Regions from separate parts of the Mus musculus genome. Here all the other regions are linked to region 1. Evidence: chromatin loops called from intact Hi-C (ENCODE). Cell type or tissue: heart. All regions are shown on one strand.

What was found. Hi-C counts contacts between places; a loop is a spot of excess contacts. Peaks named below come from ENCODE experiments on the same cell type or tissue, not always from the same donor. Only the 100,000 strongest peaks of a DNase experiment are listed, where the experiment ranks them.
Region 2: a loop joins it to region 1, with 8 times the contacts of the local background. A loop is called at or near these places in 34 of 42 quality-filtered maps.
Region 3: it touches region 1 in a loop (7-fold over the local background); 23 of 42 quality-filtered maps call a loop at or near these places.

What each region holds. Positions count from the first base shown.
Region 1 is chr11:70,504,319-70,509,318 of GRCm38, reverse strand. Tm4sf5 (transmembrane 4 superfamily member 5) reads right to left here and starts at 4,045. Exons shown (of 5, transcript NM_029360.3): 1 at 3,815-4,045. The coding sequence starts at 3,988. In heart, CTCF peaks have their summits at 2,503 and 2,706 (motif pointing right); a DNase peak (open chromatin) is centred at 2,708; H3K4me3 peaks cover 408 bases; H3K27ac peaks cover 388 bases; H3K27me3 peaks cover 1,854 bases.
Region 2 is chr11:70,411,547-70,416,546 of GRCm38, reverse strand. No RefSeq gene overlaps it. Among named protein-coding and RNA genes, the nearest start is that of Pelp1, 4.0 kb to the right of the region's middle. In heart, no CTCF peak of the experiment used is centred here; no DNase peak of the experiment used is centred here; H3K27me3 peaks cover 231 bases.
Region 3 is chr11:70,450,233-70,455,232 of GRCm38, reverse strand. Med11 (mediator complex subunit 11) reads right to left here and starts at 3,315. Exons shown (of 3, transcript NM_025397.3): 1 at 3,170-3,315; 2 at 2,895-3,025; 3 at 1,501-2,131. The coding sequence starts at 3,254. The coding sequence ends at 1,994. It overlaps Cxcl16 (chemokine (C-X-C motif) ligand 16), which reads left to right. Exons shown (of 5, transcript NM_023158.7): 5 at 1-44. In heart, a CTCF peak has its summit at 2,975; DNase peaks (open chromatin) are centred at 1,862 and 3,042; H3K4me3 peaks cover 1,679 bases; H3K27ac peaks cover 1,550 bases.

The DNA of each region.
Region 1 (5,000 bases):
GGTCAGAGAGAGTGTCCCATGCTGACACACACCTTCAACAGTACCATAGGATTGTGCTGTTAGAAGGCGCGATGAACAGGCTTGGTGGTCGACTGTGTAAGGATCTGCACAGAGACTCTTGGATCTCAGGGTTTCCTAAGAGTCAGTCTTTGGGTCCTTTTCTCCTTTGTGACCTTTATTATGAAGCTCACACCCACCCAGGTAACCACTCACCTGCTAATAGTCACGTCCAGGCACCCAGACAGCCATATTAAACTGCCTGAAGGAGGTGCTCATTTTGAATGTCTTAGTTTCAACAGCCTCAGCAAGCCTCATGTGAACCTCATAAGAGACCCCAAATTAATTTGCTCTTTGTCTTTTCTTGTCTTCTTCAGTGAAAAAATATCCGTCAATTTACCTAGGCTGGGAGATTTTGACCCTCCTATACAAGGGCTAACTTCAAGTGCTCTATACTTTTCCTCAGTAGCATCTAAATCTCTTAGTCCTTTTAAACTCTATGCACTCAGTCCCTACTCCCCTTCCAGGAGGAAGATGTCCTCTGCCTCCACACTCTAGTTTCATGTCATTCCAGATTCCATCACACATGCTAGCATTTGATTAACTTAATATAAGTTCTTTTATCTGCTCAGTTCCTTTGAGGTATCTTCAAAGATGTCCTAGGCTGATGTGTGTGGGGGTGGGGTGGGGGAGGGAACTGAGGCTAGCCTGGGCTACATAGCAAGTTCTAGGCTATCATGGACTACATGGTAAGACTCACAAAGACTGAACTCACAAGGCATTTGAGACTCCCTTACTCTGCCTCCAACCTCATGTATCCCGACAGCCCTTGCCCTTGTACCTTAGTCCCACTATGTCACATTCTTTACTTGTCTTGTATCCATGGAATTTCATAGCTGGCTTTTTTGTTCTTTTGTTTTATTCTAAGGCTTGATGAGCCCAAGGGCTTTGTGCATGGTAGGCAACTGTACTATCATGGAGTCCATCTCCAGTCCACTTTTCTCTTAAATTTCATTAACTTATTTTGAGACAAGGTCTACTACAGCCAAAGCAGGCATTAATCCATGATCCTCTACCTCCAAAGTGCTTGAATTACAGGCATGTCACTAAACCCGGCTGTCTCCCAGCAACCCCTGAGCCCCACCACTTTCTCCATTTTTCCTTCTTTCCTCTCCTCTTATCTTCTTCCCTGCCCCCCCCCCCCAAACACACACACACACACAGTTTACACTGTCTAGCACCCAGGAAGGATTTGAACACCAGATCCTTCTGCTTTGACCTCCTGCATGCAGGGAGGCATACGCATATGGCACTAGGCCTGGCCTCCACAGCTGACCTGCTCAAGAAAAAACAAGTGTTGGCCAATATGCACAGGACGAGAGGCAGTATTTTGTTCTTCTCCAAGGAAGGGACTGAAAGTTTTAGTCCGATCATCAGTTGCCACCTGAGAGAAAGATCTGCTTAGTTCAACCAATTTCTCAATGTTCTCTCCTTTCTGCCTCATGACAGATCTAAGGACAACATGCCACCTTCTTGCCTTTCTAGTGATGTCACCTGTGCAGACAACTAAAATTGCCTTCCTTTTTTTTTTTTTTTTTAGCTAGAGTCCCACTGTGTAGCCTCAGCTGGCCTGGGATTAAAGGTGTGAGCCACCACATCTGGCAGCTGCATGTGCTGTTAACCACTAGCCATCTCTTTAGCACTCTTCTCCTTTTTAAAAACAAATTAGTTATTATATACAAGTACACTGTAGCTGTCTTCAGACACACCAGAAGAAGGCATCAGATCTCATTACGGACGGTTGTGAGCCACCGTGTGGTTGCTAGGATTTAAACTCAGGACCTCTGGAAGAGCAGTCAGGGCTCTTAACCGCTGAGCCATCTCTCCAGCCCACTCTTCTCTTTTAAAGGAAGGGTCTCTGTGCTGCCTCTTACATAGGCTGGCTTAAACTCTCAGTTCTCCTGTAGTCTTCAGACAGCTGAGAGCCAGGTGCGGTTTTGTTTGCTCACAATTCTGGGGCTTTAAGCTCATCCTTGGTTACAGAGTCAGTTCAAGACATACTGGGTTTCATGTGACCTTGTCTTAAAAACCAAAAAGGAAAAAAAAAAAAAAGTTGGGCCAGCGATGTACGGCTGCAGTCCCAGCATTTAGGAGGGAAGTGGCTTTCTGGGTTCAAGTCTACCCTCAGCTGCACAGTGAGCTCAAGGCAAGGATGATGTGAAACCTTCTCGGAACAAAACAAAACAAAACAAAACAAAACAAGACAAACAGCAGCAACAATAACCACAAAAACCGTGTAGGGGATAGTGGCACACATCTGCCTCTGCAGGTGGATCTCTGTGAACTCAAGGCCAGCCTGGTCTACATAGTGACTTCTAAGTCAGTCACCTGTGAGATCTTGTGTCAAAAAAAAAAAAAATGCAAAACTGAAACAATAAAAAAATACCACCAGAATCCATGCAGGAGGCAGAGTAGAGGGGCTGGTGAGATGGCTCAGTGGGTAAGAGCACCCGACTGCTCTTCCGAAGGTCCGGAGTTCAAATCCCAGCAACCACATGGTGGCTCACAACCATCTGTAAATAAATAAATAAATAAAGGCCTGATGCTGCTATATTTTAAAAAAAGGAGGCAGAGTAGAAAACAGGATGTCAGAGGGCAAGGGAAGGGAGTTGCTATGGGAGCGGTATCTCCATTCAGCTAATAACAATGTGGCCAGCAGAGGGGACCAAAGTGCAACTTCTCCCAGAGAAGTTCAACAGCAAGCAAGTTGTGCTAAAGGTGGGAAACCGTGCTAGGTCGATCTCTGTCTTTATCCCATGCTACACTGGGTTAACCAGTCAAAAGTTCCCCCAAATGGTCAGGCATGTATGTGAAAGGTTCAGGCAGGAAGACTTCAAGTTCAGACTGGGTTATAAAATGATTCCCCGCTGGCTTGATATACTATCAGGATGTTGTTTCTAAATAAACAAACAAAAAGTAAAAAAATGAAAAAGAAAGTTCTCTAAATGGAAGAGAGTTGGAAGATGGGGAAAATCTAGATAGAATATTTGTGGTTTTCTTTTCCTCACTTTTTTTTTTTTTCTTTTTCAAGTAAGGGTTTTTCTGTGTAGCCCTGAAACTTCCTCAGTAGACCAGGCTAGCCTCGGAGATTCAATTGCCTCTGTTTCTGGATTGCTGGGACCAAGGGCGTGCACTATCACACCTGGCTCTTCTCTCCCTAGTCTGCAGGAAGACTGGGACATTTACTCTAAAATACCGACAACCTGGGTCCAGAATTGTATTCTGAGCACTTAACTTAGTACAGACTGGGGATCCTAGCAGACAGGCTGAGAAGGAACAGCTATGGAAGAGAGGGAAAGCAAGCATGGAGTTGGCTGGTGGAGTGTCTAATCTGAGATATCAACCTGGGCTGCAGAGGTTGCTCTGGGCACCCACCCTTGCCCGTTATGACACTGCCCTGAAACTTCCCACACAACTAGCCTTTATCCTCATAATGAGGTGTTTTTTTGTTTTTTGTTTTTTGCATATGTTCAGTAGTAGAGGCAAGGAGAGGCACAGAGAACTTACTCCCACCTAGTAGAGAAGTCCTTCCTTTCCCACATTCCTCAGACACTCAACTCAGGACCCTATGGCTCCTCCAGGACCCTCTACAGAATGGTCACTATATGTGAGCTGATGGACAGACCCCTAATCCCCATCAGACCCTTGCCATTTCATCCAGAGCCAAACGAGTCCTTTCCCCTCTTTTCTTCTCGGTTCCATCCCTGGTCCCTTAGCTCGGTACCCAGGTCCCTGGCTAGCGCTCCAGCATTCTCACCATCAGGCCCCCTCCAATGAAGCCACCCATGAGCCAAACTTGCAAGCTGAGGTTGCCGTCCGTCCAGGTGGTCTTCCCATCAGGTACCAGCAGGAGGGCGTTGGCCACGATGCAGACCAGGGAGAGAGGGATGAGGGAGAGCCCCAGGCAGCGCGCACACTTTCCAGTACACATGTCTGAGGCTTCCAAACAGGCAGGAGCGGAGTGAACGTGAGCAGGGAAGGAAGTGCCAGGCTCCGGAGTTAAACAGGTGGGAGGCTTGGAGCAAAGGTCTGAGGAGAGGAGTGGCTGGTAGACTCGCAATGATAAGAGAGAGGCCCTGAGGAAGTGGAGGGGCTGCAGCTGGAGAGGTGAAGAGAGGGGTGTGGCAGTAGGCGCTGCGGGAGCTGATTGTACAAGGGAAGGTGACTGGGGTCAGCGTCTTCCTCCTTGGTCTGTGTACACCTTTGTACAGCCCCTCCTTGTCTACTTGAAGACTCAACTGAACCCATCACCCCTGGAAGTCTCAGTTGTTACCATCTGTGGAAAAGGTTGGCTGAAGCCACTTGCCCAGAGAGCTGTTGTAAGGATTCGATGGGTTAGAAAGCCTTGTCAATGAGGAAGTGTGGGACAGATGTACGGTGGCCCCATGATTTCTGTCCCACAGGGAGAGGTCTTTTTCTGTAAAGAAAGTAAAAAGACTACAGTGGAGTCAGGCAGGGCTCACCCCAGTAACTGAGCTATTCAGAAAAAGTGTGTTTGAGATCCACCTGGGTGTACTAGATGGTTTTGTGTGTTACATTGACACAAGTTAGAGACATCACAGAGAAAGGAGTTGAGAAAAGACCTCCATGAGATCCATTGTCTCAATTAGTGATCGTGGGGCAGGGCCCAGCTGTTGGTGGGTTGTGCCGCCTCTGGGCTGATGATCCCAGGTTCTATTTAAAAAAAAAAAAAAAAAAGCAGTGGGCAGTGGTGGCTCAGGCCTTTAATCCCAGCACTTGGAATGCAGAGGCAGGCGGATTTCTGAGTTTGAGGCCAGCCTGGTCTACAGAGTGAGTTCCAGGACATCTAGGGCTACACAGAGAAACCCTGTCTCGAAAAGCAGGCTGAGCAAGCCATGAGAAGCAAGCCAGTAAGCATCCCTGTGGCCTGTGTATAAGCTTCTGCTTCCAGGTTCCAGCCCTGCTTGAGTTTCAGTCCTGAT
Region 2 (5,000 bases), 93 kb after region 1:
GAAGAAAAAGAAGAAGAAGAAGAAGAGGAGGAGGAGGAGGAGGAGGAGGAGGGGAGGAGGAGGTGAGGAGGAGGAGGAGGGGGGTAGGGAATGAATCCTTTCAGGGTGTTTGTTTTTAGACAGGGTCTTGCTGTACAGCTTTGAACTCACAGAGACCTACCTGTCTGCCTCCAGAGTGCTGGGATTAAAGGTGGGGCATCACTGTGATGCTATGCTCGGTTGTCAACTTGACCACATCTGGAATTAACTAACATCCAAGCAGTTGGGCACACCTGTGAGGGATCTTTTCTTAAATCATTTGAAGTGGGAAGACTTTTTTGTTACTTATTTTTGCTTTGTTTTACTTTTTGTTTCTTGATACAGAGTTTCTCTGTGTAGCCCTGGCTGTCCTAGAACTCACTCTGTAGACCAAGGCTAGCCTGAAGCTCAGAGATCCATCTGCCTCTGCCTCTACCTCCTATGTACTGGGATTAAAGGCCAGAAGACTCACTTTCAGTCTGGATCCTTTGAGGTGGGAAAATACAACTTTAATCTAGATCTTTTGTTGTGGGAAGAACCAACTTTAATCTGGGCCCCACTTCCTGCTGGAAACCTACATAAAGGACGTGGAAGGAGACTGCCTTTGCTCTTTGCCTGCTAGCTCTCACTTTGCTAGCAAGTCTGTTCCTTCGCTGGCATTAGAGCCTGCTTCTTTGGGATTTGGGCAAATACTGAAGACCAGCTGCAACATCCATCCTGAACTGAACAACTGCTAGATTCTTGGACCTTCCACTGATAGACAGCCATTGTTGGACTAGTTGGACCACAGTCTATAAGTCATTCTAATAAACTCCCTTCATGAATACATGCATGCATATGTACATACGTACATACATACACGCTACATTTCTTAAGTTCTGTTCCTTGTGAATTTGTATTTAAACACTAGAGATTGTCAGTCAATTAGAAGGTAGGCTGGCCCCTCCTTCCCTCATCCTTCTCTCCCCCTCCCCTCCGTTTTTCTTTTCTCCATTTCCTGAGACACAGAGTCTCATTCTTTTCTCCTGGTTGGCTTTCAGTTGCTGGGCAAACGTGCCCCTCCCACCTCAGCCTTCCAAGTTGCAGGGACTATGGGCACTCACCGCCAGATGTAAGTATGTTTCTGATAGTAATATGAGTTACAGAAAATTCACATCGTTGGTGGAGAGACAGCTCTGTGGGCAGGAATACATACTGCTTTTGCAGAAGACCCCAGTTTCATTCTCAGTTCCTATGGATGGCTTACAACCACCTACAATGCCAGCCTCAGGGGGATCTACCCTCTATTCATGTGTACATACCCATAGACAGACAGACAGACAGACAGACAGAAGACAGACAGACACACATATACACAAGTTAAAAATAAAAAAATCAAATAATTAAAATAAAAAAGAATATTCACACGATACGTTGGAGGAAAAGTCTCTTTAGCAAATAGTGCTGGACAGCCATGAGGACCTGAGTTCTGATTGCACCATCTGAGCTGGGCCTGGTCTTTCACATGCGGTAACACTAGAGCTATGGACACAGGAGGATCACGGGCTGCCAGACTTGTGTGTGTTTGGTGGTGGAGGTGGGGCAGGCAGTTAATCCCAGGGTCACTGAGAAATCTTGCTGCAAAGGAATAAGACAGAATACTGGAGGAGGACACCTGCTCTGGCCTCCGTGAGCTCATGGATGGATATACACCTCTAAACACATGTGAACATGCACCTCACATAGCAACCAAACAAAAATAAGTCACACGATGATTTAATCAAATTACAATACCTCTGCACAGCCTGATGTAGTGCCACACATCTTTAATCCCAGCAGTTAAGAGGCAGGGACAGGCCGGGCATGGTTGCGCACGCCTTTAATCCCAGCACTCTGGAGGCAGAGGCAGGTGGATTTCTGAGTCTACAAAGTGAGTTCCAGGACAGCCAGGGCTATACAGAGAAACCCTGTCTTGAAAAAAAAAATCAAACAAACAAACAACAACAAAAAATCAAACCAAACCAAACCAAACCAAACAAAACAACCAAACCAAACCAAACAAACAAACAAAAAAGAGGCAGGGACAGGTGGATCTCTGTGACTTTGAGGCCAGCCTGGTCTATGTAGCAAGTTCCAGTCCAGACAGGGCTATGAAATAAGGGGTTTCAAAAAAAGAAAGAAGGAAAAGCTTTTACACAGAAAGGAAACCAACAGAGTGTGATATTCACCTGATACCCATTTGACAGGAGGTTACTAGCAGGAACACACATATAAGACCCCCAAGCTGAGGGCTGGAGAGATGTCTCAGTTGTTAAGAGCACACTGATTATTTCTGAACCCGGACTACAAACACCTGTATTTCTAGTTCCAAGGGATCTACTGCCCTCTTCTGGTCTCTATGGGTACTGCATGCATGTGGTGCACAGACAGGCAGGAAAACACATAAATATTTTTCCTGCCAAACATTAGGCATAGAGTGAGGCCAAACTGAAGAGCTTCATCAGGTCCTTCCCCTTGGAGCTCGGGAAAGCCCACGGCAGAGGGAAAGGAAGAATTGTATGAGTCAGAGGGGTCAAGGACACCAGGAGAACATGGCCCACAGAATCAACTAAGTAAGTTCATAGGGACTCACAGAGACTGAAGTGACATTCAAGCAGCGTCTATGGGGCTGCACTGGGTCCTCTGCATATACACTATGGTTGTTAGCTTGGTGTTCTTGTGGGACTCCTAACAGTGGGAGAGGGGGGGTGTCTCTGACTCGTTAGCCTCCCTTTTCCTCCTGCTGGGTTTCCTTGCCAGCCTTGATATGAGGGTTTATGTCCAGTCTTATGTAACCTGTTATGCTGTGTTCAGCAGACATTTCTGGGAGGCCTGTTCTTTTCTGAAGGGAAATTTCAAAGGAGGAGTGAATATGGGGGAGAGGGGAGATGTGGAGGCCTGGGAGAAATGGCGGGAGGGGAGGCTGCAGTAGGAATATCCTGTATGAGAGAAGAGGAGGAGGAAGAGGTGGAGGAGGAGGAGGAGGAGGAGGAGGAGAAGAAGAAGAAGAAGAAGAAGAAGAAGAAGAAGAAGAAGAAGAAGAAGAAGAAAGAAGCCCAAGCTGAACAGACAGTTTTCAACAGCCAATAAATACCAGAATAGATGTTCAACCTCTTCAGCCATTAGGGTAGCACAAACTGAAAGACAGGAGCGGTGTCCTGAATGCCTGTAATTTCATCAGTAAGGTGACAGAGGCAGAAGGATCAAGGTCATCCTCGGAGTGGGAAGCTCAAGGGTAGCTTGAACTGTGTGAGTCTCTCTCTCTCTCTCTGTCTCTCTCTCTCTGTCTCTCTGTCTCTCTCTCACACACACACACCACCACCACCACCACCACCACCACCACCACCACCACCACCACCACTAGAACTTTACAACAGTGAAAATGTACTTCATCCTAGTCCATATAGTTATTATCAAGAAAACTACCCGTGCCAGCATGCCGGTGAGGAAGAGGAGGAAGGAAGGATGCAAGTGTCCCCTTAGACACTGCCAAGGAGTGTTAACTTAGTCCAGCCGTTCCTGAAATCCACACAGTGGTGTTTCAGAAAGTAACAACACAACTATTACGTGACTCAGCTATGCTACTCCTGAGCACCTGAGCACACACTGCTGAAAGCGGCAGGTGGCAGAAGAGCTGCCAGGAACCCATGTGCACCGTGGCACTGCTCACAGTAGCTAAGTCACAGCATCTAGGCTCATCAAGGAAGTATATTCAGCTGTGACGAAGAACAAAAGCATGTCACGTGCAGGAGTCAGAACTGAAGATCATCATGAAACCAGGCAGATCCTGAACACAGGGTCATGTGGGCTTAAATGTGTAGAATTTAGGATTCTTTTTTCAAGTTGTGAAAGTCACTGTAATAATTGGGAAGAGAAAGGGGGACCAGTGTGTAGGGAAAGCAAAAGTCAAGAGAAGGTGATCGTTGTGAATATAACTGAAGTAAGTTATTTACAGACATGGAAATGTGCCCATGAGAGCCGGGTGTGGCGGTACAAGCCCATAGGCCCAGAACTTGGAAAGCTGAGGAAAGAGCACGCTGGTGAGAGAGTCTAAAGCAGGATTCATAGTGAGATGCTGTCTGAGGTGTTGGAGCAGGCGGAGAGCTGGGTGTGGTGGTGGTGGTGATGAATCTTTTAATACCAGTACCCAACAAGCAGAAGCAGGGAGATTGTGTTAATCCCAGTAAACGAGAACAAAGATCATTACCCAAATTCTTTTAGTTGAGTTAAGCAAGCTCATATTAGCCCCACAAACTGCAAGGATAGGAGATTTTTCCAAGAGTTTTTGGTTATGTAGGAACTTGCCAGACCATTTCAAAATTATTTGGCAGAACATCTCATCAGGGTGGAGATTAGGGTATAGGGTGTGGAACATGTCAAATTTCAGAAAATAGGTCACGGCATGGTCAAACCCAAGTCTCATAGAAGACAGGATGAGCTTAGTTTGACCTTGTAATAAGATGGCTTTCAATCTTAAGATGGAGTCAGGCTGGTTCATCATTTGCTGCAAGCTTGAGGTCAGCCTGGCCTACATAGAGAGACCTTGTCTCAAAGTACCTCCAAAATAAAATCTCCTTTCTCCATGCCTCTGTCTCTGTCTCTCTCTGTCTGTCTCTGTCTCTGTCTCTGTCTCTCTCTCTCTCTCACACACACACACACACACACACACACACACAATTGAAATGGAAGAAAAAGTCAAAAATAAGGACCAGGATTTAGCTCACTTGGTCAAATGCCTACGGAGCATGCATAAGGCCCTGGGTTCCAGCCCTAGCACAGAGGGAACTGGGTGTGGTGGCACAGGCCTGGGATCCCAGTGCTTGGGAGGGAGAGCTAGGAGAGTCAGAAATTTGATGCCATCCTTAATTTTTATTTATTTATTTATTTATTTATTTGTTTATTTATTATATGTAAGTACACTGTAGCTATCTTCAGACACTCTAGAAGAGGGAGTCAGATCTCAT
Region 3 (5,000 bases), 54 kb after region 1:
TGCCTCTACCTCCTAGATTCTGCGATTAAAGACATATGCTACCACATCTGCCCCCATTGACATTCATAAAAAAGGTATGGATTTCCAGGGTTTTGTTGTTTAGCTAAGATGTTATTTAGTCCAAGCCAGCCTCAAATTCTCTATGTATATGACTACGTATCCCTAGGTCTCCTGCCTTCCCTATGTATATGACTACGTATCCCTAGGTCTCCAGCCTTCCCTATGTATATGACTACGTATCCCTAGGTCTCCAGCCTTCCCTGTGTATATGACTACGTATCCCTAGGTCTCCTGCCTTCCCTGTGTATATGACTACGTATCCCTAGGTCTCCTGCCTTCCCTATGTATATGACTACGTATCCCTAGGTCTCCAGCCTTCCCTATGTATATGACTACATATCCCTAGGTCTCCAGCCTTCCCTATGTATATGACTACGTATCCCTAGGTCTCCAGCCTTCCCTGTGTATATGACTACGTATCCCTAGGTCTCCAGCCTTCCCTGTGTATATGACTACGTATCCCTAGGTCTCCAGCCTTCCCTGTGTATATGACTATGTATCCCCAGGTCTCCAGCCTTCCCTGTGTATATGACTACGTATCCCTAGGTCTCCTGCCTCCACTTTCTATAGTGCTAGGATTACAGTCGCTGAATACTTTTTTTTTTTTTTTTTAAGACAGGGTTTCACTATTCAGCCCTGACAGTCCTAAAACTCAGAAGATCTGCCTGCCTCTGCAGTGTTGGGATTAAAGGACTGCTCTTGGGGAACACTCTTTACAACTAATAATATATGAATAGCCCCTCTGCCCTTAGCCTTCCCCCACGTCTAATAAAATGTAACACTCAAATACGTGGTTCAAAAGTGCAGTCCCAAGGTACAGTGCCTGCTTAGCATGTGTAAAGTTCTAGGTTCAACCCTCCCACTACCAGATCAATTTTAAAAAGTGTCTGCTTTTTGCATAGTGTAACAATAAACTGGACAAATTCTGTTTTTAACTGTAATACTAAAGATTACTTTTAGACCAATTGGCTGAGGGCTGGAGAGATAAGTCAACAGGTTTCAGATATTGTTCAAGACTCTAAAGGACTCACATGGTGGCCCACAACCATCCGCAACTCCGGTTCCTGGGGACTTGACAACCCCCTCTGACCTCCACAGACACCATTTATATACGTGGTACACATATACATACAATAACAAAACCATTGTTCATACACATAAAATAAATCTTGGCAAATGTTTTTTTAGAATTAGTGACTTCTGCAGACTCTGGGTCTTTGTCCCTTCAGAACTGCTGATGGTGCCCCCTGGCCATAAGTCTCTCTTGAGACTCCATCAGCTGTTCTCCAACCCCACACTGAAGCCTGGGCTTTCTCACTCCCCTCCTCACAGCCGCCACGCTGATGCTATATAGACTGGGCTGATGCTGTGTAGACAGGACTCGAGTCCTCAGTCTCTTGGAGCCTCATACATATGAGAGAGAGAGCGAGAGAGAGACTCTTAGCTTTATAAAAAAATACAGCTTTTATTATTAAAACACTTAGTTCCTGTTTTGTTTCTTCCAATGAGGAACATAACTTCCCCTTTTGAAGGAGGGTCCCTCTATGTACTTAGCCCAGGTTGGTCTCAAACTACAGCAATCTTCCCACCTCTACTTCCCAAGTACCGGGCCTACAGGTGTGAGCCACTGTGTGTGCTTATAAGAACACATTTATTTTTATTGGGCCAAGTCTTCTGAAACTCCAGGGCAGGGTGCACATGAGGAAGTGGGTTGGGAGTTGACCTCTGACCTCTGTCTGATCTTGCATAGTGGAAAACAGGGCCGTCTTGCTGGAAGAGTCAGAAGAGATGTGTGTACACTGGGGCTTTGGATTCTTCAGTTCTCCTTTCTGCCTTGTGGTCCTCGTCTGCCCTGACCAGTAGGGCACGTGTATGATGCACTGCTCCCCATCCTACGGTCTCTGGTGCAGGGCACACTCTGGATCATCCGAACTCAGTTCTCCAGCATCTGCTCACAGGTTCTCGCCACATCACTAATCTTGAGGCGGGCGTAGTCTACTCGCTTTAGAGCCATTTGACAGTCCTTCCTGGAAGAGTAGCTGGAGCCCTCATGCGGCTGCCCTGTGGCCACCTACAAGTCAGATCAATCAATGGGGTACTGCCTCTCTTTACCACCCACAACCGGGCAGTATTATTTCTCTGGTCTCACATCTTTCCCAAGTTTGATCTACATTAGTTGACTGGTAACTCAGTGTTCTAAGGCAACAACAACAACAACAAAAAAAAAAAAAAAAGAAAAAGCTTAACCACTGTGTGAACCTCATCTATGAAATAGGGACCACAGCGAATACTTCCTAGAGTTTTAGGATATGCCCAGCACACCACAGATGTCAGTAAACAGTAGCAGCTGGAGTAAAGACTCTGGAAGCCTCTTAGCGATGTCTGTCTTCTTAGTCCCCAAGCAAATATGGCCTCACAAGTTTCTGGGAACAACGTTCGGTAGCTTCAGTATTTATTTATTTATTTATTTTTATTTATTTATTTCAGTACCTGGGCCTCTTTATGGTAGGTAAGTGCTCTAACACAGAGCTCCAACTCTCTTTCTGACCTACTGGGTCTGAATTGCCCAGACAAGTTTTGAACTTGTGATCTTCCAGCCTCAGGCACTTAAGTAGCTCAGAATACCGGCCTGTGCCAGCTGGTATGCCTAGGGTATTGTTTATACACCCTAGACATTTTTAATCCTTTCCTTTTAGAGGACTAAACCAGCCCTGAAATGAAAGTACCTATCGCGTAAGAGGCAGTCTTACCTAGCTAAAGCTCAGGGAATCCCCAAGGCTAGGGCGTTGGTTCAGAGCTGGGGTCCCCGCCCAGCACCTTCTAGACACACCCACCTGAGTGAGGTAGCGGATTTGAGCGGATAGCTCTGCCTCCACGTGCTGCACAGAAGTGGTGAAGGCTGCCGCCTGCCGGTCGAGGAGCCGCTCGTTAGTCTTTTCCTTGGACAGTTCCAGGATCGCCGTTCCTGCCAGGGCGGGGAGAGGGCGATGTCAGACCCAGGCTTCAGACTCAGCCCCGCCCTAAGGCTAGCATTCAGGTCCCGCCCCAACTGCACGCAGAGTCCCGGGCTGGTCTTCACCCCTTGCCGTCTGCCCCTCGCTTCCCGAACCTGCGTTCTGGAGGATGGCGCCGATTTCACGCTCGATATCCTCCAGGGCGCGCAGCCGCTCGTTCGCCAGACTGTAGGTAGCCATCGTTCCAGTGGAAAGCCCCACAGGCCGTCTTTTGCGAGGTGTGGCGCCACAGCCCGGAAATGCCTGTTAATGTGCGCCTGCGCAGAGGCCACTGCAGCGAACACTACAATTCCCAGGATGCTCAGCGCGGCCTCGCCCTTCCGAGTCTACCTGGTCTAGTCTGACTGCCAGGGCGCTAATGCCAGGCCAGACAGGGGTGGAAAGAGGCGGTTATTGACTTGTTTTCTGACAGGATCTCAGTTTAGACCAAGTTGGCCTGGAACTCATAGAGATCCTCTGGTGTAATAGGTCTGTCAAAAATGAAGATAGTTTAAAGAGATACTTGTATCTCTTCAGTCTTGACTATCAGAACTTGTCTTCCAGAAAGAGATTTTACACAGTTCTAACAACTTGTCAGACCACTTTACAGGATGAGACTGAAGCCCAGATAATGAATAGTCAGTGATGGGTGTGACCACACACCTTGACTGAGGGTGGGGGTGCGGGTGGGGGTGGGGTACTTAGATGTGCACAACCTTGCTCTATTTAAACTTTGATGTTGCGTTAGCACCCTGAAGACTGACTTGAGGGGGCTTGCCGGATCTCTTTGTCACTCTTCCCAATGTGGCCACATTGGATACGTCTCCTTTTTTAACTTTCCATTTTTAATTGGCTTATTAAAGAAGGGTGGCCAGACATGACTTGGGCACTAGTCTTCCCCTCACCCCCTTCCCCACAAATTGAGTATCACTGCCTCTGCCTCCCTAAATACTGGGATTAAAGATATGAGCCACCACTGAAACAGCCCTGTGGCCCAAAGCCACTCAGACCTCTCTGATTTAGTTAACTGTCTGACTTACTGAATTTATAAGAATTTATTATTAAGCATTGGCCCTGGGCCAGGTGATGACAGTGGGAGTTCAAGTGGGTTCCTCCATACTGGGTAGTCATGGGCTCTTTGGTGGCCAACCTCTCCCAAGGAAAGCATGACATTCTCCGTGCCTAAGGCTTCTTCCTGATCCTGAGCCCAGCTCATTCTCATGTCCTGGTTCCTTCCCTCGACCTTTCTGTCTTTGATTATCAATTAGGTGTGCTAGGCTCTATGGATATAGAGATAAATGAAATGTTCTCTCACTCAATGGTGTTTGTTAGCTTATTTTATTTTATTTGGTTTTTTTGAGACAAGGTTTCTCTTTGTAGCCCTGGTTGTCTTGGAACTTGCTCTGTAGGTCAGGCTGTCCTCGAACTCACCAAGATCCGCCTGCCTCTGTCTCCTGAGTACTGGGATTAAAGGTGTGCATCACCACTGCCCACCAAGATTTATTTATTTAATTTGGTGAGTAAGGGTATTTTGTATCTGTATGTGTGTCTGTGAGTGATGTGCATGCATTGCTCATGGAGGTTAGAGAGGACATTGGATTGTTTAGAACTGGAGCTGTAGGCAGTTTTGAGGTACTGTGTGGTTGCTGGGAATTGAACAGGTTCCTCTGAAAGGGCAGCCATTGCTCTTAACCACTGAGCCATCTCTCCAGCCCTGGAAGTGGTTCTTGAACTGAATTCTAAAGGGCTGTTGTGATGGATGAAAGGTTGTTGTGGAAAAGGGAGCTAGTATTCTCTAAGAGATGGGGCTGTGAAGGAGCCTGGTATGGTTGAGGTCCAGTGAGGAGTTCTGTGTATGTGGAGTGAATGGAATGTGATTGGTGCTCAGGGCTGACATGAAGCTGGAACAGGAAGTTCAGGGAAGCTCAGAAGCTAAGTAATTGAAAT